Linked DNA regions of Homo sapiens: regions 2 and 3 are each linked to region 1. The links are chromatin loops, found by intact Hi-C in ENCODE. Cell type or tissue: B cell. All regions are shown on one strand.

Region 1 (8,000 bases):
AAAGGAAAGGTTCTTAATCTGAACTCCTGAAGGTTAAAAACAGATGGAATCAACTGTGTAGTAGAATTCCATCTCTTCTGTCTCTACAAGGAAGGATCTAGAGCAGACAATTTCTTCAAAAGCTTTCTCAACTTTTAATTCTTACTTGAGGTCACATTATAAGTTAATCACTGATCATTACAAGCAGATTCAAAGAAAGCAAAACCGTTGCATACAAAAGTAAGGTGCAGGCTGAGCATGGTGGCTCATGCCTGTAATCCCAGTGCTTTGGGAGGCTAAGGCCAGGAGTTAAGAGACCAGCCTGGCCAACACAGCGAGACCCCAACACTAAAAAAAAAAAAAAAATACAAAAAATAGCCAGGTGTAGTGGCTCACGTCTGTAGTCCCAGCTACTTGGGAGGCTGAGGTGAGATGACCACTTGAACCCAGGAGTTTGAGGCTGCAGCGGGCCATGATCCAGCCACTGCACTCCAGCCTAGGTGACAGAGTGAGACCCTAGCTCTATTTAAAAGAGAGAGAGAGAGACAGCAACATGCATATAAAAATATTAGAACACCACCACAACAGAATCTTAAAATTACGTTTCTAATAGTTTTGTTGTATAAACGCTAAATTCTCTGACCTTGGTAAAATCTTTGATGAGGTCAGCTGCTCTCACGCCATTCTGTACATTAAAGCTGATATCAACTTTCACTTCAGTAAAAGAATCTGTTAATTTAATAATAGGTACCTATAAAGAGAAGAAAGGTAAAATGTAAATGCTTTAACCAGATTAAATGATAAAATCAGGGGATGGAAGCCTACTAGACATGAGGTCTCCATCATCTCATGAGAGCATAAGAACACTGAGTATTCTAAATATGGCACACCCCAGTAAACCTGGTCTGCTACAAATACTATATGCTGCATATTTAGCACTGGGTCCCATACAGTATATTACAGTATAATTTCTATCAACCGAGAATTTTGTTTGGTGTCCAATTTTTTATTATTTATTTTTATTGTTTATATTTAAGGTGTACATGTTTTGATATACTTATCTTGATATACATACTGAAGTGATTACTACAGTTAAATAAATTAATATGCCCATCATCTCATTTATTAGTTGACATATAGTTATAATGATAATTTTAAAATGAACAAAAACCTTCCTCAATAATTTGGAGAACACTTTCTGAGTATAAGATGAAGAACTAGGAATGCCAGGTATTAAATGTTTTGTATCATCAAACTGTTTCTAATAAGAAAATTGCTGGATTCTTAAGGTGTACACTACAACCCACTTGCATTACTGGTCAGTTTTGCAAATAGCCCAAAAAACAACCTGACAAGATAAAATATAAAAATTATTCTAAAAAGCTGACAGGATTATTTACATGAGCTATCAGCAGTTCTTTTCAAAAAATGGCCTAACTTGGGCAACACAGGGAGACCCTATCTCTACAAAAAAAAATTTTTTAAATAAGCAGGGCGTGGTAGGGTGCGCCTTAGTCCCAGATACACATAAGGCTGAGGTGGGAGGATCACTTGAGTCCAGGAGTTAGAGACCAGCCTGGGCAACATAGTGAGACTGTATCTCTCTAAAAAAAATGAATAAAACAAACAAAAATCTCTACAGTGAGTACTGTGTATAATAAAATTGCATATTTTGCTGCTGTGAAAAGAAATGCAGACCAGGTGCAGTGGCTCACGCCTGTAATCCCAGCATTTTGGGAGGCAGAGGTGGGTGGATCACTTGAGCCCAGGAGTTGGAGATCAGTCTGGGTAACACGGTGAAACCCCGTCTCTACAAAAAATACAACAAAATTAGCCAGGCATGGCAGGTTGTGTTTGTAGTACAGCTCCCCAAGAGGCTGAGGTAGAAGGATCACTTGAGCCGAGGAGGCACAGGTTGTAGTGAGCCGAGATTGTATGGTCACACTCCAGTGTGGACAACCAGAAAACTTTTTATGTGCAAGCACGGTGACATTAACAAAATGAAAGAATCACTCACTTGCAATGCAACTGTGCTCACCAAACTTTAATTTTAATTCAAGTTTCATAGGTAAATAACTAAGGATTTTAATATGAAATGCTGCAGAACTTACAGTTGCTTTGTCTAAAACTTTCACCGAATCCTCATCTGCGACTTTGTGTTTCCGAAGAGCTTCTTCCAGAGTCCAGAGGGGTAGGTTCTCCCACTTCCCAAACACCACTAGGTCGATGTCACTGAACACAGAATACATATACAAGAGGGTCGGAAGAAGTTGGAAACTTGTTTTAACTGACACTCATGCTTATAGACTTCATTAGTACAATTAAAACCTATTTCCCACCCTGGCCAACGAAGACTAAATGTGTTGGTGATAATGGTTTTGTGGAGAAGGGAAATAGTAGTTGTTGATTTTAACAAACTCCTCCTCTCAGTCATTTCACAGAATTCAGGCCTCAGGAAATAGGGTGATTTTGAAAGAAGTAAAACCTCAAAGAAAAAAAAACAAAAAGCACTTCATGTATTTTCTTTAATAAACGCTTGTGGTACTAGACATAATGATTTTCCTATCCGGATGAGATTAATTGCAACTCAGAAATATTATGAAGTGCTTTAAGCTGGATGCAGAACAGGTATCCAGCATGCTACCATTTGTGTTAATATACACACATGTCCTTTTATATGCACAGATATCTCTGAAAGGATATGTGAGAAACTGGTAAAAGCGGCTGTTCCAAGGAGAACCAGGGGGCAGAGGTGGGACTGAGACTTTTCCCTGTATTGATTTTTGTGCCTTTTCCAAATGTGAACTATGTGAATGTACTACCTATTCATAAAATTTAATTAAATTTTTTAAGAAAGGTGATTTTTCATGTTTTACTGATGCTGACAACCTAAATAAGAAATATTAACTCGAAGTTGAGTATTTTATGACTTTTGCAGGCCAAGGGCATCTATGAGAAGAACGGAAATTGCCAGGGTCCATCCACTTCAGCACACTTTAAGTTGGGGTAAAGTATACCAAATCAAGCTCAAATGGAAAAACATGATGCTGACTTTATTCTGGAGAGATTAAAATTTAAGGTAATAATAATAATAACCATGATGGAATGTTCAAACAATTTCAATTCTTAGAGAGCAAGTATTCACCCTTTGGAGAAACATTATCATTTCCCAAAAGAGAGCCTCCAAGGCTGTGCGTCACAAGAGGTCTCATTTGAGAAGACTGAAACTGAACAACAGTCCTGAAAGGCCAAGATCTTTCTCAGAGAAGAGATCTGTACCCTGAATTTCTGGATCAGGATGCTGGAGCCATAACTAGTAGAATGAGTTCTTAATTTGAAAGCGAGGGTGAGTGTAAGAGTGAGTGAGCAAGACAGCGGGAACTCACATTCAAGAGGATATATAATCAGACATTTTATCATGATACTACATTAACATCTGTGTCAGTGGGTTAAGTTATGGGACTGAGCAATACTCTGCCAGGCAGTCAATTTCTAAAATTAGTAACTAATTGATTCCATTGCAACATGATCCCTTTTCCATCTCTCTGTACCATCTATGTCTTGGTAAGATGATGTGAAGTGATATTCTACTTCAAGGTAAATCAAATTAAATGCTGGTAAATCCTTTATTTATTTACTTACTTATTTTTTGAGACAGAGTCTTGCTCTGTCGCCCAGGCTGGAGTGCAGTGGCGCGATCTCGGCTCACTGCAACCTTCACCTCCCGGGTTCAAGCAATTCTCCTGCCTCAGCCTCCTGAGTAGCTGGGATTACAGGTGCGCACTGCTACGCCTGGCTAATTCTTGTATTTCTAGTAGAGATGGGGTTTTACCATGTTGGCCAGGCTGGTCTTGAACTCCTGACCTCAAATGATCCACCCTCCTTGGCCTCCCGAAGTGCTAGGATTACAGGCATGAGCCACCATGCCCAGCCCCATTTTGTTTTATAAATTTGTTTTGTTTCTACTCCTTACAAATTTGACAGCCAAAATGAATACACTCTAAGAAAAGTCCTTTGAAAGATTCATGAGTGTACTAACCTAGTAGGTAAATAAAGTCCAGTTTTAAAACTTCCAAATATCTGGACCTGAAACAGAAAAAGAAGTTGTTATTATATTGAGTTATCAGAAGTTGTTATCATATTGAGTCACCAAGATATGGAGAAATGTCAGTTTTTGCTACCCTCTACTGGTACTTTTTGGTATGACAAGAGCATTTTTTTCTAACCCCAAGCTTCATGAAGCGGGGATTCTGTTTCACAAGCAGACATTCTGAATATAATTTAAACTTATCTGGTTCAATATGAAACACATAGACCAAAATACAGTTGTCCCTTGGTATCGGCAGGAGATTGGTTCCAGTCCCACCATGCCAAAATCTGAAGATGCTTGAGTCCCTGCTATAAAATGGTAGAGTATTTGCATGCAACCTATGCTAGTCCTCCCATGTACTTTACATCATCTTTAGATTACTTATAATACCTATAATACCAAGTATGATGTAAATGCTACCTAAATAGTTGTTATACTGTATTTTTAAAATAATTTGTATTGTTTTTATTGGTACATTGTTATTTTTATAGTTTTTTCTGAATATTTTCAATCCATTGTTGGTTTAATATGGAGGTGTGGTACCTGTGGATACAGAAAGCCAACCACAGGAAACTTTCAGAAGCAGTTCAGATCACTAATGTTCCCTCATTATCCAGAGACACAATCACAAATCCTTCATTTTTGTTCTCTAAGCAGGAGTCTTCGAATAGATTACTAAATTGGGATCAGACTACTTTAACTGTAGGGCAAGTGAGGGCCTTTAGGTCAATTCCACAAAGAACATCAGGTAACATCATGCTGTGGCATAAAACTGGGATGCATTCCATCTCAACCCATGGAGAACGGTGGAACTCAGGCAGAAATATGTATGCAGGTAATTGTAATAAAAAAAGGATAGGCCGGGCACAGTGGCTCACGCCTGTAATCCCAGCACTTTGGGAGGCCAAGGCAGGTGGGTCACCTGATGTCAGGAGTTCAAGACCAGCCTGGCCAACATGATGAAATCCCACCTCTACTAAAATTACAAAAATCAGCCAGGTGTGGTGACGGGCGCCTGAACCCCAGCTACTTGGGAGGCTGAGACAGGAAAATTTCTTGAACCTGGGAGGCAAAGGCTGCAGTGAGCTGAGATCATGTCACTGCACTCCAGCCTGGGCGACAGAGCGAGACTCCATCTCGGGGGAAAAAAATGATAAACAGTGAAACCAGTTCAACCTCTGAGGCGAGATGGACCTGGGAACCTAACCACAAGCTCATGTTCCTCATCTGTAGGTAGACAGATGATGGCTGCCTGGCTGGCTGGAGAGAAAGAGATAGATAGATAATCAACCTCCACCTAAGAAAGATAAGGGTTAAGTTAGATCACGGCTTCTCAACATTGGCATTTGGGGGTGGATAATTCTTTGTTGTAAGGGCCTATACTGTTCATCATAGAATGGCTGATGGCATCCATGGCCTCTACCCACTAGGTACTAGCAGTGCGTACCCAGTCAGGACAATCAAATATGTCTCGGACATTGCCAAATGCCCCCTGGAGAACAAAATAGCCACTAGCTGAGAACCACTGATTTGGATCACATAGGAGAAAGAATGCGATGTATGGTCATTGCTCATAAAACATTAGTACCCTTGCCTTTTCCCTTTACCTACAGTGTCATATACATACTGTCATATACTTGCAAGTTTTACATACAATGAAACTTCTTTGTTTTGCCAATTGGAAAAAAACCTTCCCTAGCTTCCCACCACCACCCAGGACAGTGCCTGAAGAAAAGCTACAAACACAAAGTAATGGATTTTATTAGTATTATTTTGTGTACTTCTTTGCATACACAAAATTGTAGAACAGGCCCTCAAAGTGCCCTAAAAAGTGACGTATTAACTTAGTACCAGTAACAGGCCAAGTGTGGTGGCTCACACCTGTAATCCTAGCACTTTGGGAGGCCAAGGCGGGCACATTGCTTGAACCCAGGAGTTCAAGACCAACCTGGGCAACATAGTGAGACTCAGTCTCTACAAAAAAATACAAAAATTAGCTAAGTGTGGTGGCGTGCACCTGCAGTCCCAGCTACTCGGGATGCTGAGGTGGATCACCTGAGCCCAGGAAATCGAGGCTGCAGTAAGTCGTGATCGCACTATTGCACTCCAGCCTCAGCAACAGAGTGAGACCCCATCTCAAAAACAAAAAACAAAAGACTTAGTACCAGTAACAAAAACGACAAATAAGCCAAGAAGAAATCCTGAGTAATCATTTTGTTCACTGACTGGGAGCTGTCTAAAAGGCAATTAGCTGGTCTGAGAGAGATGAAAAATGGCAATTTCAGGAAAGAAATAAGAAAAGACTTATGCGTGCATTAGCCAAAGGAAATGAACTTCAAGTGACAAAAGTTCTTACTTGACATTTTCATTTAGCTGTAAACAATTATATAATGTTTACCCTGGCAGGCTGGAACTAAGTAGTAATGAGGTTTTGATATATCATATCCAATAACAGACCACTACAACAATGAGGTTTGATTTGTCTTTCTTCTCTTTACACTAATAATTTCTAAGGATAGCTTGCCTTTAGTAGTTGCTATTAGCACTACAAAAAAAAAATAGTTGTTAGTCATCCAATCCAATGAAAATAGTTAGGAAGCCTCAATTCTAAAGACTGCAGAAAATTGTTTGCCTTTAAAATTTAATTAGACCACAACTCTACAGAGCACTTCTACTTGCATGTGAGGACTAGCATGAGATACCAGCAGATAGGCTTCTAGCCCGTGGACAAGGACTGTCCGAAGCATAAGCTACCCAGGAAGGGACTCACGTCAGCGCTGGGCCAGAGCTCCTTAATTACACTCTCGATCCTGTTCACCACCTCCATCCGCATCTTCTCCTCCTCAGGTCTTGGAGACATGTATTCATAAAAATCACTGATTTCTTCATGCAGACTGAAGAAAAAAACAGAAAAGTTAATATGAACAGGGCCAATCTAATGAGAAATCACTATCTTAAATAATCTTATCTAATTAAGTCTTATAATTCAGCTGATGACTACCTTAATTTTAATGTTATAACTCAAGATAAGCTAAAATGGGAATGTACAGAATTTAATCAAAAAACCCAAAATAATTAAATAATGAGAAATTTCCTGTGCAAAACACTTGCTGGGGTGCTGGTGATTTAAATAAAATAAAACAAGCATACGGGCTGGCCTCTGCCTTTCCACTTCTGATCTAATAGACACAAGATACTGAACCCAGGTGACACAGGCAAGTTTCCTGGCAGTAGGGACTGACCCTCTTATCTCTTGGGGATCCATTCCTCACAGTAGCAAACAGTACATCTTTCATAATGTTTGCTCAGTGAATTAAGTGTCAAATGAACAAATCAGGCAGTGAACAACAGCAAAGTCTTGAAAAGAATGGCTGGCAAAGGCTCCATGAAGGAGCTGAAGACTTCCAGAGCCTGCGAGGTACAGGGCAATCAGCCAGCTACAAGGGCTGTGGCAGGCAGAGTGGGAGAAGCATCTGTAGAGGAAAGCAGGCCCCAGCAGAGGGCAGGCTCTGAATGACTGGCTAAGAGGTTCAAGCTTTCCCCCTGTGGCAACAGATAGCTATTTAAATGTTTCTGAGAGGGACCAAAAGAGACTGACTTCAAAAATGCAGCATTTTAAGAAGATTAAACTGGCAACTATGGAAACAATGGACCAGCAAAGAGACTAGACTGGATGCAGGGAAAAGTCATGAATCACTGAGTTGCAAAAGGATTGGATGAAGGCCTAGAGGCTGGTGGAAGGAAAGGAATGGGCTCCAGAAACAAAAGACACACACATACCCACACCCTGCGGATAGGCGCAGCGCCTGACTATCATGGTGGTGGGGGGCTAAGGATGCCTTCAAGGGCTGAAGCCTGAGGGACTGGGGGAAAACTACTGGTCTGGAAGAAAGGACAAACTCACTGGGCTGAGCAATGACTTGAACATAGT
Region 2 (8,000 bases), 430 kb before region 1:
AAGTGAGTCCACGGAGAAGGCCAGGCAGCCAGCACTGAGATCTGAGCAACGCCACTATTTTTAAAATTTTTTTATTTTGAAATAATTATAAATTATCAGAAAGTTGCAAACAAAGCCCAGTCAGGTCCCATGTACCAGTTTCACTGCCACCATCTTTAAAGGAGGATTAGACGAATCTGACTGCTAAAAGTGGCCCAGGGATTCTGGAGAAAATCCAACAGGTTTGCTATCAGGAAAGCAATTTCACTTACAATTCAGGTTTGACTGCAAGTGAAAGTGGTTGAAACAAGTGAGAAGTTGATTGCTTCCTCATATAATAGTCTAAATGTAGGTGTCCAAGCCTGGAATAGAGGTCCTGGTCCTCTAAGTTCTCAGGAACACAGGCTTCTTTTAGCCACTCCACATCTCTAGGGTGTTGTCCTCATGGTCCAAAATGGTGACTGGAATTCCAGCCATCACATCTGCTTTCCAGGCAGCAAAATGGAAGAAGGGGCACAGAAGAACAGAGATGACAATAGGTATAAACAAGCTCTCTTTTTAAAGGAGATTCCCAGGAGCTGCTACATGACACTTACTGTTGACTAGAGTTTAGTCACAAAATTTATTTGCGAAGGAGTCTGAGAACTGTAGTCTTTATTCTTGGGCTCAAAATCAGAGGCTGTATTACAAGGAAGAAAGAGTGTATTCAGGGGAGCAACTAGCTTCCTGTGCACAGAATCCAAGGGCAGAGGGTGTTCTGAAAGGGGGGATGTGTCAGTATCACAAAAACAATCAAGAAGTCAAGAAAGGTAGCAATGAAATGCCCAGTGGATTTAGGGGCAAGAAAGTCCAGTGGCAACTTGGTGAGGATGATGGCAATTATCCATCTGACCCCAGAACCCTTGATTCTGAGTGCCTAATGTTTTCCAGAGTCAGCTTTTGTCTAGTGGATGGGGCAGAAAGACAGAGGTGTTGGAGTTGAGGGTGTTGGACCAAGAGTGCAAATCCAGGCCACAGGTGACAGTACAGCGGCAGGAAGTGGAAATGAGGGAATGAAAGGGACTCTAGGAAGAGCCAAGAGGGACTGACTGTGAGAAGGACAGGAATGAGGACAGAAGGAGACAGCAGAGTGTGTGGCTTCCATGGTGTGGCATTTCTGGGTTCACAGTGGGGCCCAGGAGTGAGTGGCTATAGAAGAGAGAAAAGGAGGCCTTCCTGGTGGTGGGGGCCATAACACTGAGAGATCGGGGTTCAGACACCTGCGGAAATCACCCAGGTTGCTGGCAGGGTGTCAGGTAGAGGTGGACGCTGAGCCTCTGTGGAGTTTTCCCAGTTACTTCAACACCACTCCCAACTTTGCTGCCAAAAGAGCCTGTTTAATGTTCTTGTGGTTGACACCTGCCCCAAACCCTGAATGGTTCCCCCATGGATTCTCAGGAAATGTCCAAACCCCTCACCTTTTCCTTTGAGGTCCTTCTATGATCACCTGGGATGGGTTATGATGCTTTCAACTCTAAGCAACAGGAACCCCAAGTAACAGACACTGCCTGTGCCTGGCTTGTATCCCCTGTAGGAATCATTTCTGTTTGCTGGTCCAATTTCCGACTGCCAGTACCTGCAATTCTGCTGAAGCCTATGCCTATGCACAGAAATAGCCCTTGACCAATGACTGACAAGGATGGGTGGGTAAATACCTCAGCTCCCTCCCTGTGCAGGTGGGATAACTCTGAGGTATGTTCCACGTGGGCTCCTGGAGTGGAACTTCCCTTCCTTTTCTGCCTCACTTCCCCACTCTCCTCCCTGTCTTTCCCAGGACCACCTCAAAATCAACAACCTGCTCCTGAGTCTTCATCTCAGGATCTCCTCCTGAGAAAAACCAAATAACTAAAGTACAGATGCTGGGTGGCTGCCAGGTCATGTATAAGTGCTTGCTCAACATCATTCCCAAGGACCCAGCACTCTCTGTGTGTGCTCTGTGGTCCTCAGGCTGTAGCAAGATGGCCACTACCATGACATGTTACAAGTTCCTCAACAGACTTCCCTTCAGATCTCATTGCCCAGAATAAGGTCACACATGATCTTTCCTGAATCAGTCACTGGCAAAGGTGAGGACTTTGCCATGTCTGGCTTAGACGAATCACCTATGGACAGAAAGGATGATGGGGTCAACTACAGAGACCACACCACCATCCCATCATGTCTTCTAGTATGACTCTACCACTGTAGATATGTAATATAGTGAAAAGAAAGAGCTGGTTGATGCTGCTTGCCAACCAGCTGTGTGTTCTCACGATCTCACATTCATTCATTCATTCATTCAACATGCACATATTGAATGTTGACTGTGTCCCTGCTAGTTACTGGGGCTGGGGATGTGGGAGACAAGAAAAGCACAGAGGGCTGAATGTGGTGGGGTCTGGGTGGCAGAGGCATGACCCTGGGGATATCCTGACCCAGCTGTTTTGCCATCTGAAATGTCCCACCCCACTGTCTTCCCTTCAGGATCATACCTGCCCCCTAGAGCCCCTCTCCTCCAGGAGGCCTTTTCTGATTTTCCCAAACCAGGGGGTCCCATCCTGCCTTGGAGCCCCCTTGGGTGTTCCAGGGTGTTGTTCTGGGCTGACACTGCCTTGGCTGGCTCTGAAGTGTCCTTTCATGCCCATTACGAGTGACAGTGTTCTTGTTTTCCCCATTAAGGCTCCTAGAGGGAGGGCACTGTGTCCCCAGGGCCTGAGCCACAGCCAGGCAGCTCAACCCTGCAGGGCTGACCCACAGCCTGGGTGGACCCGCCCGGCCCCAGTCCCTGCCTCCCAGCACCTGCCACAAGGCCGCCTCCTCCCCACGCCATGTCTCCCATCAATTTCTTCTTTCATAAAAATCAATTTCTGTCCCGTTTTTGCCATGTACATAAAAGACTGTGGCATCAGTTAGCCTTCGTTCTCTCTCCCCCCCCCCTCTTTTTCTTCCTCGTCTTTTTTGGAAACCTCTTTGTAGGGAAAATCTCATATTTCAGCAATTTGCATTATCCACACACTCAGCTTTGAAGTTCTAAGTTATGGTAAGAAAAGGACCCACTTATCTGCCCATAAAAAATGTTCAAAGCTTATAAATTCCCTGAAACAGATGTACATTATCATTGGATTTGCCTTTCTTTTTGCTAGAGCATGCCTAATAGAGTTTCGGCCGCCCCCTGGCCCCCTTCCCCCGCCCCCGTTAGCATCTTGTCTCCACAGAAGCCCGCTCCCCACTGGGCCAGACCGACTTCAAAGGTCCCAGGCTGTCTGTTAGAAGCAAAGCACAAAGTGGGAACATAGGGGCCTTTTAAATCCCCCACGTTTAAGTCAATATCATGCCTCCCTCCTTTCCCCTCTCCTGGCAGAGGGACATAAGTCAGCCCTTCCCTTTCTGCCTTCACGAGAGCCAATTCAGCAACTACCAGAGAGAGGAAATTGGGGCCTCTTTCTCTCCCAGTCTCTCTGTCTTTGCCCTTTCTTTCTTGCCAACTTTTCTTTTTGTTCTTTCCCTCGCTTAAGAAGATGTTCGGCAGCACGGAAGGTAGTGCTGATCCCACATGTAAGCAAGCAAGCGGATCCTTGAGCGCTTTCATGGGTAAGAACGTCATAAACAACGTGCATCCATTCGGTTGCCGTGGGATCCTACCAAGAGAGCCTCCTCTCCGGGCTACTGTTTCCAATCCCTTCTCTGCGTGGTGGTGGCTAGAGTGTCACATCCTCTCTCTCCCGACTGACCACCTAGCTTCCTGATGTGTCTCTTGGGGTGACAAGCAGACTCTCCACCATTCAGGCCCCCAGATTCTGCCCATACCGGGCCTCCTCGTTGCCAGCTGTACCCGGCCATACAGGCCTGCACCAGTTCATCAAGCGTTCACCCTCCATCCACCCTTGAGGCCCTTGTACCAGCTGCTCCCTCTAACTTTCCACCTGGCTAATTCTTCCTCACCCTTGAGGTCACCCCCTAAATGTGGCTTCCTGGAGAGTCCCTCTGCAGTCCCCCATCTCCATCATGTCCCCTCTGTTATTCCCTCCCATGTCTCCCCAGAAGTTATCGCAGTGGATAAAAATGTCGTTTCTGGGTGGAAGCAGTCCCCCCGTCCCCCACACTAGATTAAAGCTCCACAAAGGTAGGTAGAGATGATGTCTGTTTTATCGAGTGCTGAGCATGGTTCCTGACACATAGTACTTGATCACTAAATCTTTGAAAGTACGGATGAACAGAAAGCCTGGAGATGACGGTGGTAAAGGCCAGCCAGGCCTGAGCAGGTCCTTTCTGGGCAGGAAGTGCCAAGTGTGGGTCTCTCTTTGCTCTGCCCACGTCTTGCCCAGAAGCTCAGTTTTGGCAGCTCCTTGCCACTGGGGGGTGGTCACACCACAGAGACTGGCCTGCAGTCTAACTAAACTGCTTAGCAAGACGGGGTGAGATACTCGAATGCCAAATTCTTTCTCCCCAGTGAAGAAAGGAGGGAGGAGGGAAGGAAGGGAAGGCGGGAAGTTCACATGCACCACACTGGAAATATTCTGGCCAGGAATTTCTGGACCAAATCACAATCAGATGCTGCCTTTTGAGGACAGAGTCAGAGGAAACAGAATCAGGTGATGTTGGCTAAGATGGCCAGGGGCCCATCTGGAGAGGATCTGGCCAGGGGACTTGAGCCACTCAGAGTCACCCTGGGCCCCAGTACCTAGATGTGCTGAGAGCCCACAGGCCGAGCCCAGTGACACCATCTGAATATCCCCAGGAGGTTCTGGGTTTCCAGTCTGTCTGCATGCTGTCACCCTTCTCTGGGGGCAGCATCAACATTCCAACAACTCTCAGCATCAGGAACCCGCAAGAGGGGTGCCCCTTTTCCCATCTGTCTTTATGAATTCTATCAACAAAGACACATGGAGTGTCAACAGCAGGCCATGTGCTAGGTCCCGCTGGGGGCGGGTGGGGAGGCCAGGAATGTGTTGTCCTTCAGTCGCTCAACAGACATTGAACAAGCACCTGTCTTTGCTGGGCCTTTGGGATTATAAGATAATCTGGTGAACAAGTGCTTTGGTGGAAACCAAATAATTAGAGGCATAGATAAGTACATACGGTGGATCCTCACCCTCCGTGGATTCTGTATTTACGAAATTGCCTATTCACTAAAATTTGTCTATCACCCAAAATCAATACTCATGGTGCATTCACTTCATTCGTGATATGCGCAGAGCAGTGAAAAGTCTGAGTGGCCCGACAACATGTTCTCAACTGAGGTCGAACAAGATGATGCTCTGCTTTCGTGGTTCAGTTCTCATCCTATACACAAACATCCTTCTCACAGTCTGTTTAGCATCATGCTTTGTGCATGTTTGTGCTTTGTGTTGGTGATTTGGCTGCTTAAAATGCTCCCCAGGCATGACGCTGAAGTGCCATCTTGTGCTCTTAAGCACAGAAGGCTCTGATATGCCTTGCAGAGAAAATATGTGTGCTAGATAAGCTTCATTCAGTCATGAGTTATAGAGCTGTTGGCTGAGTTCAATGTTAACGAATCAAGAATATATAGTAAATTAGGCATCTTTAAACAGAAGCACACATAAAACAAGGTTATGCACTGATTGGTAATGAAAATGTTGTGACCAGAAGCTGGCAGGAACCTAACCCTGTATTTCCCCTAGGATCAGTAGTTCAGTATGCGCTAACTCAGTGTCAGAGGTGACTTTATAAGATGTAACTACTGCGATGAGTGAGAATCAACTACAGTTACAAACATGATCAATGTTATGAATGAAGGGGACCACAGGGCACCCTGAGAGCTTGGGGCACCATCTTGCTGAGGCTGAGGTCTCGGCCACACCAGCAGCCCCAGCTCCCCTTGCCTCACGTGTCCCTGGACTTGGCTGGAGTAATGGCAGACAACGGAGTAGGACTGGTCTTTGTCAACCTGTATCAATGCCAGCAGGCTCCTGGAAAGGGAGGGTCATGTGGCTAGCATATGTCAGGCTTATGTTTAATCCTACCATGCATTAGCCACAAGTTAGGTAAGTTGCTTAACTGAACTGTAACTCTGTTTCCTCGTTGGTTTCCTCTCAAGGCTGTTTTGAGGACACTAGTGAATGTGGGCTGGGTGCACAGTAGGCACTCTGTAAGTGGCAGATATGGCAATGTGGACTCCTCAGCGATCCTGCAGCTTAGGAGTTGGGCAAGGACAGACCCAGATGTAGGGTAGCGAAGCATTGCTCCAGAGGCCACCTCTTTCCCCAAGGAAGGCACTGCTGGCATGGCTTTCAGGCTGCCCATCCCCACCACTACCCCTACTGTTTGTAGGACTTAGAGCTGCCACCCCCATAGTCTAGCTTCAAGCCAAGGGCAGTTTCATAATACAAATATGGTACTGAAGGCCAGAGACAGCAGGGGCTTGTCCAAGTTCACACCACAAGTCGGGTCTGGAAGGAACAGAGTGATCCCATCAAACTTGAGAGGGAAAAGTCATGTCCTCAAGTGTTTTTTGAGTGTGTAGCAGAGGCAGCATGCCACAGCAGCTGTCTCACTGGGGGCTCTGCAGCCGGGGTGGAGGACAGGTACCCTTCATCCATCAGGACTGCACCTCCTTTCCCATGAGCCTTCTGGGGTCACATTCTCCTAACTGCAGCTACTGTTGCTGTTTTACTTATCGAGGGCCTATTACGTGCCAGGCTCTGCGCTGAACGCTTCACGCCCACTGGATCATTTACTCATAACAGCTCAGTAAGGTAGTTACCCCAATTAGCCCCATGTTAGAGAAAAACACCAAGGCACAGAGGTGAGTCACTTGTCCCAGGTCACACATCTAGGAAGTAGTAGAACCAGGACTCAGCTCAGGTCCAAAGTCTCAACCATGGGCCAGTCTGCTCATCTTAGCCAAACCCCCAGGCTGCATTCTGTGGTCCAGCTACTGGATCCTGCAACCTTCTCAGACTCTATCCATGAAGCCAAGTGCACAGGATCTAGGACATCAGGTCCAGAGAATTTGGGGCCACATCTTCCTGGACCTGCAGATGGGCAAGGACCAGACTCTAGCCTGAACAGTGAGATGCAGCCCAGAGAAGTGGGAATCCACAGACAGAGCCTGGCCTGAGACTCCTACTGAGACTGCCCATGTGGCCACTCGGGGAGTTCCCGTCCCCTGCCTGATCAGCAGTCTTTTTGCTTCCCCCTCCAAGAGAGCTGGGGGGCATTCCTCCAGGAAGCCTGATATGTAACAAACTCCTTTCCCATTTCTTGCTTTGCTTAAATCTCCAAAGTCCCTGGAGCTGAAGCCAAGCGGGCCTCATTAGGTCCACTTTACAGAAAAGCAAACTGAGTCTCAAAGAGGGGAAGTCACTGAGCCGGGTACAATCCAGCCAGTCTTTTGAGTTGGGGCTTTCCACCTGTCTTGGCTGTTTAAGGAGTGCTGGGCGGGGTCTCACACAGCCTGGGACCCTTTGCTGGGGGTTCCAGCCCACCTTGCCCCATCTAAAGGAGGAGTGGGGCCACATTGTGAGGGTCTCCAGGACTGCCCCAAAGACTTCCCCATGAAAGTCCTCCCATGCCTGAAGCTGCTCCCTTAGCCATCCTCCTGTCTAACGCTCTGCCCTGAACAGGTTTTTAAGTGGCATCACTGACCTCCAAAACTTAGGTGCTTGAGGCTGCGCAGGGGTCATGAGCTGAATCGCATCAAAGCCAGGCCTCAAAATCAGGCTGAGAGGGGCTCCGGGCGCAGGAAAAAAGGCATGTGCACCATTGGAAGAGGCGGGCGGATTGCAGCCATGTGGGAACAGGAGCCTGGGGTAAACCCACTTTCTGATTTTTATGAGAAAAGCCAAACATCCAGGTTTTTAGGTGAAACCCTCAGATTTTGGAAATTAATTAAAAATTTTTGAAACCCTTGATGGGTCAAACATGACACATCGATGGGCCAGGCTAGGTACGGTCCCGGTGAGCAGAGGATTGACTTCTGGAGGCTTAGAGTGGGCAGGGGACAGGAAGGCAGGGCAGAGTTCCAGACTCCACAGCTTCCT
Region 3 (8,000 bases), 140 kb before region 1:
AGCTGGACTCTTAGAGCATAGGTTAGCAAGTTGGCCAACAGTTTTTGTAAATAAATTTTTATTGAAACACAACCAAATTAATTCATTTACATTTTATCTGTGGTGGTTTTCATACTACAACACATACTATAATACAAAAGCAGAGTTTAGTAGTTGTGACAGAACTTAATGGGCCACAAAGCCTAAATGTTTACAGTTTGGCCGTTTTGGGTTTTTGTTTTGTTTTGATTTGTTTTGTTTTTGAGACAGAGTCTTGTTCTGTCGCCCAGGCTGGAGTGCAGTGATGCGTTCTTGGCTCACTGCAACCTCTACCTACGGGTTCAAGCGATTCTCCTGCCTCAGCCTCCCAAGTAGCTGGGATTACAGGCGTGCACCACCACCCGCAGCGGATTTTTGTATTTTTAGTAGAGATGGAGTTTCGCTTTGTTGGCCAGGCTGGTCTCAAACTCCCGGCCTCAAGTGGTACACCTGCCTCAGCCTCCCAAAGCTCTGGGATTACAGGCACGAGCCACTGCACTTGGCCCAGTTTGGTCGTTGACCAAAAAGTTTGCTGGCCCCAGTTCTAGACTCTTGGCACTGGCACTGGATGAGTTTTTTCTACCTGGGAGAATGCATACTGCCTCTCAAGCTGTCCTTTCTTCACAGGTCACATTTAATAGGAAGGAATCTGTGTCTCTGTGGCTGTTATTTCATAGAATGGATCTTCTAAACTTGCCAGCCTACCAAGATCCATACCAGTATTTCTGGACGAAGGATTTAAAATTTTCCAAAGTTAAGAATTACTGCAACAGAATATGTTGTGAGGTGGTAAAAATACATTAACCAACTAACAGTGGTAGCTGGGATCAAGCATGAGTTCAGTTTATAACTGCTCTCTGGAACTTTTAAAACAACCATATATTCTGTATTAGGTGCTTTGGATTCTGAAAATAGAGTGCAGAGCTCTAGATCAGTGATTCTCAAAGTGTGGTCCCTGTACCAGCAACACCCACATGGCCTGGAAACTTGTTAGAAAGTACAAATTCTCTGTCTCTACCCCATACCTGCAGATCAGTAATTCTAGGGACAAGGCCCAGCCATCTGTGTTTTTAATGAGACCTTCAGGTGATTCTAATGCACACTAAAGCTTGCGAACCACAAGAATTTTTGTTTCTTGCAAAATAAAATTTTTGTTTCTTGCAAAATCCTAAATAATCCTGATGCTGCCAGTCTGGTGACCATGCTTTGAGAACCATTGCTGTAGATACTAGAAATAAAAAATAGGGCATAGGCCAAGAAAATAGCTTTTTGAGTCCATAAGATCCTGTTGAGAATCTTGATTTTGATGAGCATAAAATGGGCATTGTTGGACAATTTTACTTCAGAATTTAAATTTTAAGAATGCAGAGTACAGAGAATAATAAAACTACCATCTTGATACCAACCATCCAGCTTTAACAGATCTCAACATTTAGCCATATATATATGTGTGTGTGTGTGTGTATATATATATATATATTTTTTTTTTCCCCTAAGGAAAGAAGAGGGCAGACAGAGATCCCTTATACCCTTTCAGAGTCCCATTTCTGTCTTTCCTTCTGATAGAACCACTGTACTGAATTTGGTGTATATCACATGCATGTTTTTATAATTACAAGTTCTGCATACATCTGTAAACAATGTATGCTTACACATTTTCATACATAGCTTGTAACAGTAATTGTTCTGCAACTTTTCTTCAGACATTGTTTCTGAATGTTATCCATGTTGATACAATACAATTTTAGCTCATTTACATTACCTGTTATGTAAATATGACACAATTTATTAATCTATTTTCCTTTTAATAGGCATTGGATTATTCCTATTTTTTACTATTTTAAACAATGCTGCAGTAATCTCTTACAAGTCTCCATGTAGACCATACGACAGGAAATTTCTCTGGTATATGCACAGAGAGTAGCAGTTGAGAAGTAGGTTAAAGGCTTTGCTAGCTTTGCTAGATATTGCTAATTGCTCTGCTAAGGATTGTTCCTATTCACCCAATTGCAAGGTATGAAAATCCCATTTCTCTACATTTTTATCAAAACTTGACATTTCAGACAAATGTTGCCAAAGAGAGGCGAAATGCCTTCTAGTTTTTAAATCTATAATTACCCAAGTTCTAGGGAGCTTGAGCTAGTTCTCATGTTCTCAACATTTCACATTTCTTATTCTGTGAGTTACCTGTGATATCACTTATCTATTTCTTTTTTGGATTTTTTGCCTTTTTGCATAGATTTATAGATGCTCTTCATGGAATCCTTAATGTTTTATAAGTTGTGTTTCAAGTACTTTATCTCAGTCTATCGTTAGATTTTTAACTTGGTTCATGGATTTTGTTGAGGTACCAAAATTTATCAACTTAATATCAAATTTATCAAGGTTTTCCTTTAAAATTTATTCATTTTATATCTTTTTAAGAAAGTCTTTTTCTACTCTTGGGTCTTAAAGATGCTTTTCTTTTATCTGAAGTTCTGAAGCTTTGCTTTGTACATTTAAGTCTTTATCTGGAATTCACTTTTGTGTATGGCATGAAGTAGAGCTCAAATTCTATTTTCTCTTTTCAGGTAACAGTTGTCTCAGCACCACCCTTTTGTCATTGACTTATAATGTCACCTCTGTGATATACTAAGATTATTCTATGTACATGGGTCTGTTTCTGGGCTCTGATCTCTTCTGTTGGCTTATTTGTCTGTGTGTCAGACCCACATTGTCTTATTATCACGTTATACAAATAATATCTGGTAAGACGTATCATCTTACTCTGACCTTTTTCAAAACTATTGTGTTCTTAATCGTTCACTCTTCGAGGTAAATTAATGCAATTGGCTTGTTGAATTCCATGGAAATTTTTGTTTTTAAATTTCGATTGGCATTACATCGAATGTATTGATAACTTGAGAGAGGATTGACTCTGAATTCATGAACATAGTATATCTCCTTTATTCAGGCCTTCTGTGACCTTCAGTAATGTTTCACAGTTTTTCCCAAAAGGTTTTGGGTATCTTTTATTAGATTTATTTCTATATACACTATGTTGCTTTTTTGGATAGTATTGTTTTTCTAACTGGTTATTTCTGGCATAGAGACCCCCTTTGTTTTTTCCTTCGTGAACGTATTATTCTCTCCTTTTCCAGTAGATGGCAGTAAAGTACATTGAGCTTGTTATTAAGAATATTTTCTTTACAATGATGTCTTTTTACCCCTTAAAATGATTTATGTATTTAAAGATATTGGTTCTGAAATATTTCTAAATTATCTCCCTTTGTTCCATTTAGGAGGATAAAAAGAAGCGAGATCGAGACCGGGTGGAGAATGAGGCAGAAAAAGATCTCCAGTGTCACGCCCCTGTGAGATTAGACTTGCCTCCTGAGAAGCCTCTCACAAGCTCTTTAGCCAAACAAGAAGGTTGGAATAACTCTGAATTAACTATCCTGAATGAGGAGGCTGAAATCATTATAGCTCAGGAAAATGGTGGGGTTTTAGCTTCTAAGTTGGAGCTTTGTGATTGAATTTTTAAGTTTTTTCTCTCAAACTGCATAAGAGCTTTAAATTAGCTTCAATTTTGGATTAATACTCTCAAACTTCAATATATTTTTAAGATAAATGGAATTTCTGTATGAGATATTTAATAATGGTTGTAGAAAATGATCTAGTAAATAATACTCTCTAGAATACTCCTTTTTAAAATACCCTTTTCCCTTCTTCTTTGCTTTAGAAGTAGAACAGACACCCCTTCAAGAAGCTTTGAATCAACTGATGAGACAATTGCAGAGGTAAATGTTTTTCCAATATTTTTATAACATAGAAATTAAAATGGTAGATGTGTAGGATCCAAACCACATTTGTGCCTAACTCCAAACATACGTGATTTTAAAGTGAATGATAAATATTTTGCCTGGCAGCAGAAGTACTCCAAGAGGCTAGGCTAACTTTTAGATATTCTTTATTTGGTTTGTTTCCCTGGCAACTTGAAGGGTGTTACATAATACTTTTAATGACAAATTTCTGTCTCTAAAGTAATTTCTGATGTTAAAACTTTAAGCCAGGAATAAACAATACAGATATTTCCACTTTGCTAATAGATGGAAATACCTTCTATGTATTTGTACAATGCTTATCATGCCACAAATGTTTAGCAATTATTAAGTATGGGAGAAAAAATAAAACACCATAAATAGGAATTATGGCCTTCTTTTAAATGCAGAAATTGGTTCTAAAAATTTCAGTGCCTAGATTAAGCTACTGTTGAGTTCTTAAAAGGGAAAAGAATAACTCAATCTTTATTAAAATATTTATTTTGGGCCGGGTGTGGTGGCTCACGCCTGTAGTCCCAGCACTTTGGGAGGCCGAGGCGGGCAGATCACGAGGTCAGGAGATTGAGACCATCCTGGCTAACATGGTGAAACCCCATCTGTACTTAAAAAAAAAAAAAAAAAAATTGCCAGGCATGGTGATGGGCGCCTGTAGTCCCAGCTACTTGGGAGGCTGAGGCAGGAGAATGGTGTGAACCCAGGAGATGGAGCTTGCAGTGAGCCGAGATTGCACCACTGCACTCCAGCCTGGGCAACAGAGCAAGATTCCGTCTCAAAAAATAAATAAATAAATAAATAAAATATATTTATTTTGATATCTCTCTACTCAGAGTTTAAATTTTCAGCTCAAAGATATTTCCATTATTTGCAAAGGGTTTATGGTTGTAGATCATACATTTTTACAGTGGACTTTCTTTCATTGTATTGAACTTAAGTCAACCCAGAACACATTGTAAATAATTTTTCTCTAATGTAATCTGTATTCAATGCCTGTTCAGGTTTGCAGTTAAGATCAGAAGTTAACCGAGTATAGTAGCTCACACCTGTAATCCCAACACTTTGGGAGGCTGAGGTGGGAGGATCAGTTGAGGCCAGGAGTTTAAGACCAGCCTGGGCAACATAGTGAGACCCCATCTCTACAAAAAAATAAAAATTATCCTAGTGTGGTTGCACACACCTGTAGTCCCAGCTCCAGAGACTGAGGTGGAAGGATCACTTGAGCCCAAGAGGTTGAGGCTACAGTGAGCTGTGATAGCACCATTGCACTCCAGCCTGGGCAACAGAATGAGATCTTTTCTAAAAAAAAAAAAAAAAGAACTTACTGATCTCTCTTCTTTTTTGGTGTTTGAGAAAAATTACATCTAGTCTTTATATTTAAATAACTTGTTCATTACTTCACTACTTGTCCGAAAGGAGTGAATAGGTATTGGGTATTCCATTGCAATTTACAAGGTGTGACTGTAAAATGTCATGGCTGCCTTAGAGTTTTTCTTGCAACGTAAGGCCAGAATGTAGGTTAATGATGTCACCTTAAAAGAAATGACTTAATTAAAAGAAGACATTCAAATGGCCAACAGGTATATGAAAAAATGCTCACCATCACTAATAATCAGAGAAATGCAAGTCAAAATCACCTCACCCCAATTAGAATGCCTGTTATCAAAAGACAAAAAAAAAAAAAAAACAAAGCTGGCAAGAATGTGGTAGAGAAAGGGAAATTGTATATACTGTTGGTGGAAATGTAAATTAGTATAGCCATTATGGACAACAAGTTCCTTAAAAAATTAAAAATAGAACTACCATATGATCCAGCAATTCAGCTACTGGGTATATATCCAAAGGTAATGAAATCAGTATGTCCAGGAGATACCTGTACTCTTGTGTTAATTGCAGTGCTATTCATAGTAGCCAAGATGGAATCAGTCTAAGTGCCCATCAATGGATGAATGCATTTTTTAAAATGTGGTATGTATACACAATGGAGTATTATTCCACCATTAAAAAGAATGAAATACTATCATTTGTAACAACATGGATGAACCTAGAGGACATCATGTTAAATAAGCCAAACACAGAAGAACAAATACTGCACGATCCTTTTGTAGTTCATAAGTGTAATGATTGGGTTTTCATGTTCCTTTGTGAGATATACCGCCCTCAAACTTTGTTACAACATCAGCACATTACCCATCTGATGTGAAGACAGAAAATATGGTGAGGGCACAAATATGACATCATCTCACTCATGTGGGATCTTAAAAAGTTGATTCATAGAAGTAGAGAGTAGAACAGTGGTTACCAGAGGCAAGGGAAAGGTAGAGGTTGGTCAGCAGGTACAGAATTACAGTTAGATGGGAGGAATAAGCTCTGGTCTTCTGTTGCACAGTAAGGTGACAGCAGTCCACAACCATTTATTATATACATCAGAATAGCTAAAAGAAAGGATTTTGAATGTTCTTATTCCAAAGAAATAACAAGTGTTTGGGGTGATAAATATGCTAATTACCTTGATTTGATTATTACACCTTATACATACATACATACATACATACAAGGATACACCGAAGTATCCTTGTATATATGTATGTTAGTATATATGTGTCGAAACATCACACTGTACCCTCTAAATATGTGCAATTATTATATGTCAATTAGAAACAAAGTCTTAATGAAAAAACACTTCAGGAAGTATTTCTTAGTCTAAAGACATTGGGAATTAGAACCCAGAGCCACACTGTTTTGATTAGTTTTAGTGATTGGATGATTCTTCATCCTTACCAGGAGCTAAGCCTGGTTTAAAAAATAAAAAATCTAGTTGATCAAGTTTGATAATAGCATTTTTGGTCAAAACTAGATGGGGCTCTGTATTAAAATGACTGACCTAGGAGTTAGATAATTTCCTCCAAAGGGTAGCTGCAGGAGGCCACCCAGGGGTGAATGCTGCCGTTACGGTAACTCCTGTGGACAGCGCACATTTTGATGTATGGGTCCTGACTATGTATTTTTGCTTGTTGTCATTTTTTAGTCTCACTGCTTAGGCATCCTGCTGTGAAAAACAAAGGCAGATTCACATAGACCTGAGTCAGATTTCTACTCTTTTATTTAATGCATGACTCAGGATAGATAATTTCAACCTCACTGAGCCTCAGTATCCTCCGGTAGTGGAGGATACCACCACTTTGATGGCTTTTGTGAGGATTCGATATAAAATATGTCAAGTGCCTACCACTGGGACTAGCAACATGGTAAATATGTTTTTAAAGAAGTTGTTATTTTTTAAACCATATTTTTACTGTTATTCTGTGGAGTAAGAAAACTTTTGGTGTGCCAGATTTCCAGAGGGAAAAAAAATTAGCATAATGATTTAATCATATAAAGCACTCATTCTCAACCTGACAATACTGGAAATACAAATGCCAAATATTCAAATCCCAATGCCAATACTCATCTGTGGAAATATCACTGCCTGGACCCTACCCTTCTTCCCCAAGAGCTTCTGGTACAGTGGGTCTAGGCTGAGTCTTCCTCCCGCTTCTTCCCCGCATTGGAATTTTTTTAAAGCTCCTGTGTGATTCTAGTGTACAGCCAGTGTTGTGAATCTGTGATGAAAAGCACTAGTTTTCAAATTTGAGTTTCTGATTTTGGGGTTTTTTTGGTCCAGTCCTGTCTTGGCACACATACGGAGGTATTTAAGAGGACCTTTTTAATGTCAGTTTTTTTAGCATCCCCCACATACACGTGATAGAAGTTATATCCATTTATGGAGAAAATAGACATGCATGGACCAGAAATGCAAGCCTATTAGAAATTAATATGGAGGATTGTAGATGTATGTTCATAGTTACTATTTTAGCCTTTTCCCCTTTGGTTGGTTAAAAATATGCAGTGCTAATCTCCCAAAGGTTAAAACATTGGTCAGTTAGTTGAGGTTGTTTATTTTGCTTCATGTTTTCCTGTATAAGTGTAGCTGTTAATGAGGCTGTGTATTTTAAAAGAAAGAAATCTCCATCCTGAGGGTACAGCTAGTATGTAAAACTTCCTTGTTATGAAATACTTAATAGACTTTAAAATCATTTCTTCAGTTTTCAGTTAAAAATATGTTAACATATTACAAATTCTTTCTGCATCTGAAGGGTTTCCTCTGACTTCTGCTCCTAGACCAAT

The links. Peaks named below come from ENCODE experiments on the same cell type or tissue, not always from the same donor. Only the 100,000 strongest peaks of a DNase experiment are listed, where the experiment ranks them.
Region 2: a loop joins it to region 1, with 25 times the contacts of the local background. A loop is called at or near these places in 3 of 110 quality-filtered maps.
Region 3: it touches region 1 in a loop (16-fold over the local background); 82 of 110 quality-filtered maps call a loop at or near these places.

The regions. Positions count from the first base shown.
Region 1 is chr16:50,210,286-50,218,285 of GRCh38, reverse strand. TENT4B (terminal nucleotidyltransferase 4B) reads right to left here. Exons shown (of 12, transcript NM_001365324.3): 2 at 6,840-6,963; 3 at 4,019-4,065; 4 at 2,091-2,211; 5 at 623-730. Among named protein-coding and RNA genes, the nearest start is that of ADCY7, 52 kb to the left of the region's middle. RefSeq lists a silencer at 7,414-7,708. In B cell, CTCF peaks have their summits at 3,956, 4,157 (motif pointing left), 7,373 and 7,576 (motif pointing right); DNase peaks (open chromatin) are centred at 4,175 and 7,565; H3K27ac peaks cover 170 bases.
Region 2 is chr16:50,641,305-50,649,304 of GRCh38, reverse strand. It overlaps NKD1 (NKD inhibitor of Wnt signaling pathway 1), which reads right to left. Exons shown (of 10, transcript NM_033119.5): 10 at 56-8,000. Among named protein-coding and RNA genes, the nearest start is that of NKD1-AS1, 32 kb to the right of the region's middle. RefSeq lists an enhancer at 2,225-2,743 and a silencer at 5,715-5,869. In B cell, CTCF peaks have their summits at 4,159 and 4,363 (motif pointing right); a DNase peak (open chromatin) is centred at 4,364.
Region 3 is chr16:50,350,222-50,358,221 of GRCh38, reverse strand. It overlaps BRD7 (bromodomain containing 7), which reads left to right. Exons shown (of 17, transcript NM_013263.5): 3 at 3,300-3,429; 4 at 3,740-3,797. LOC124903785 (small nucleolar RNA U13) reads left to right here and starts at 5,930; the gene lies at 5,930-6,033. In B cell, CTCF peaks have their summits at 2,951 and 3,157 (motif pointing right); a DNase peak (open chromatin) is centred at 3,161; H3K27ac peaks cover 1,682 bases.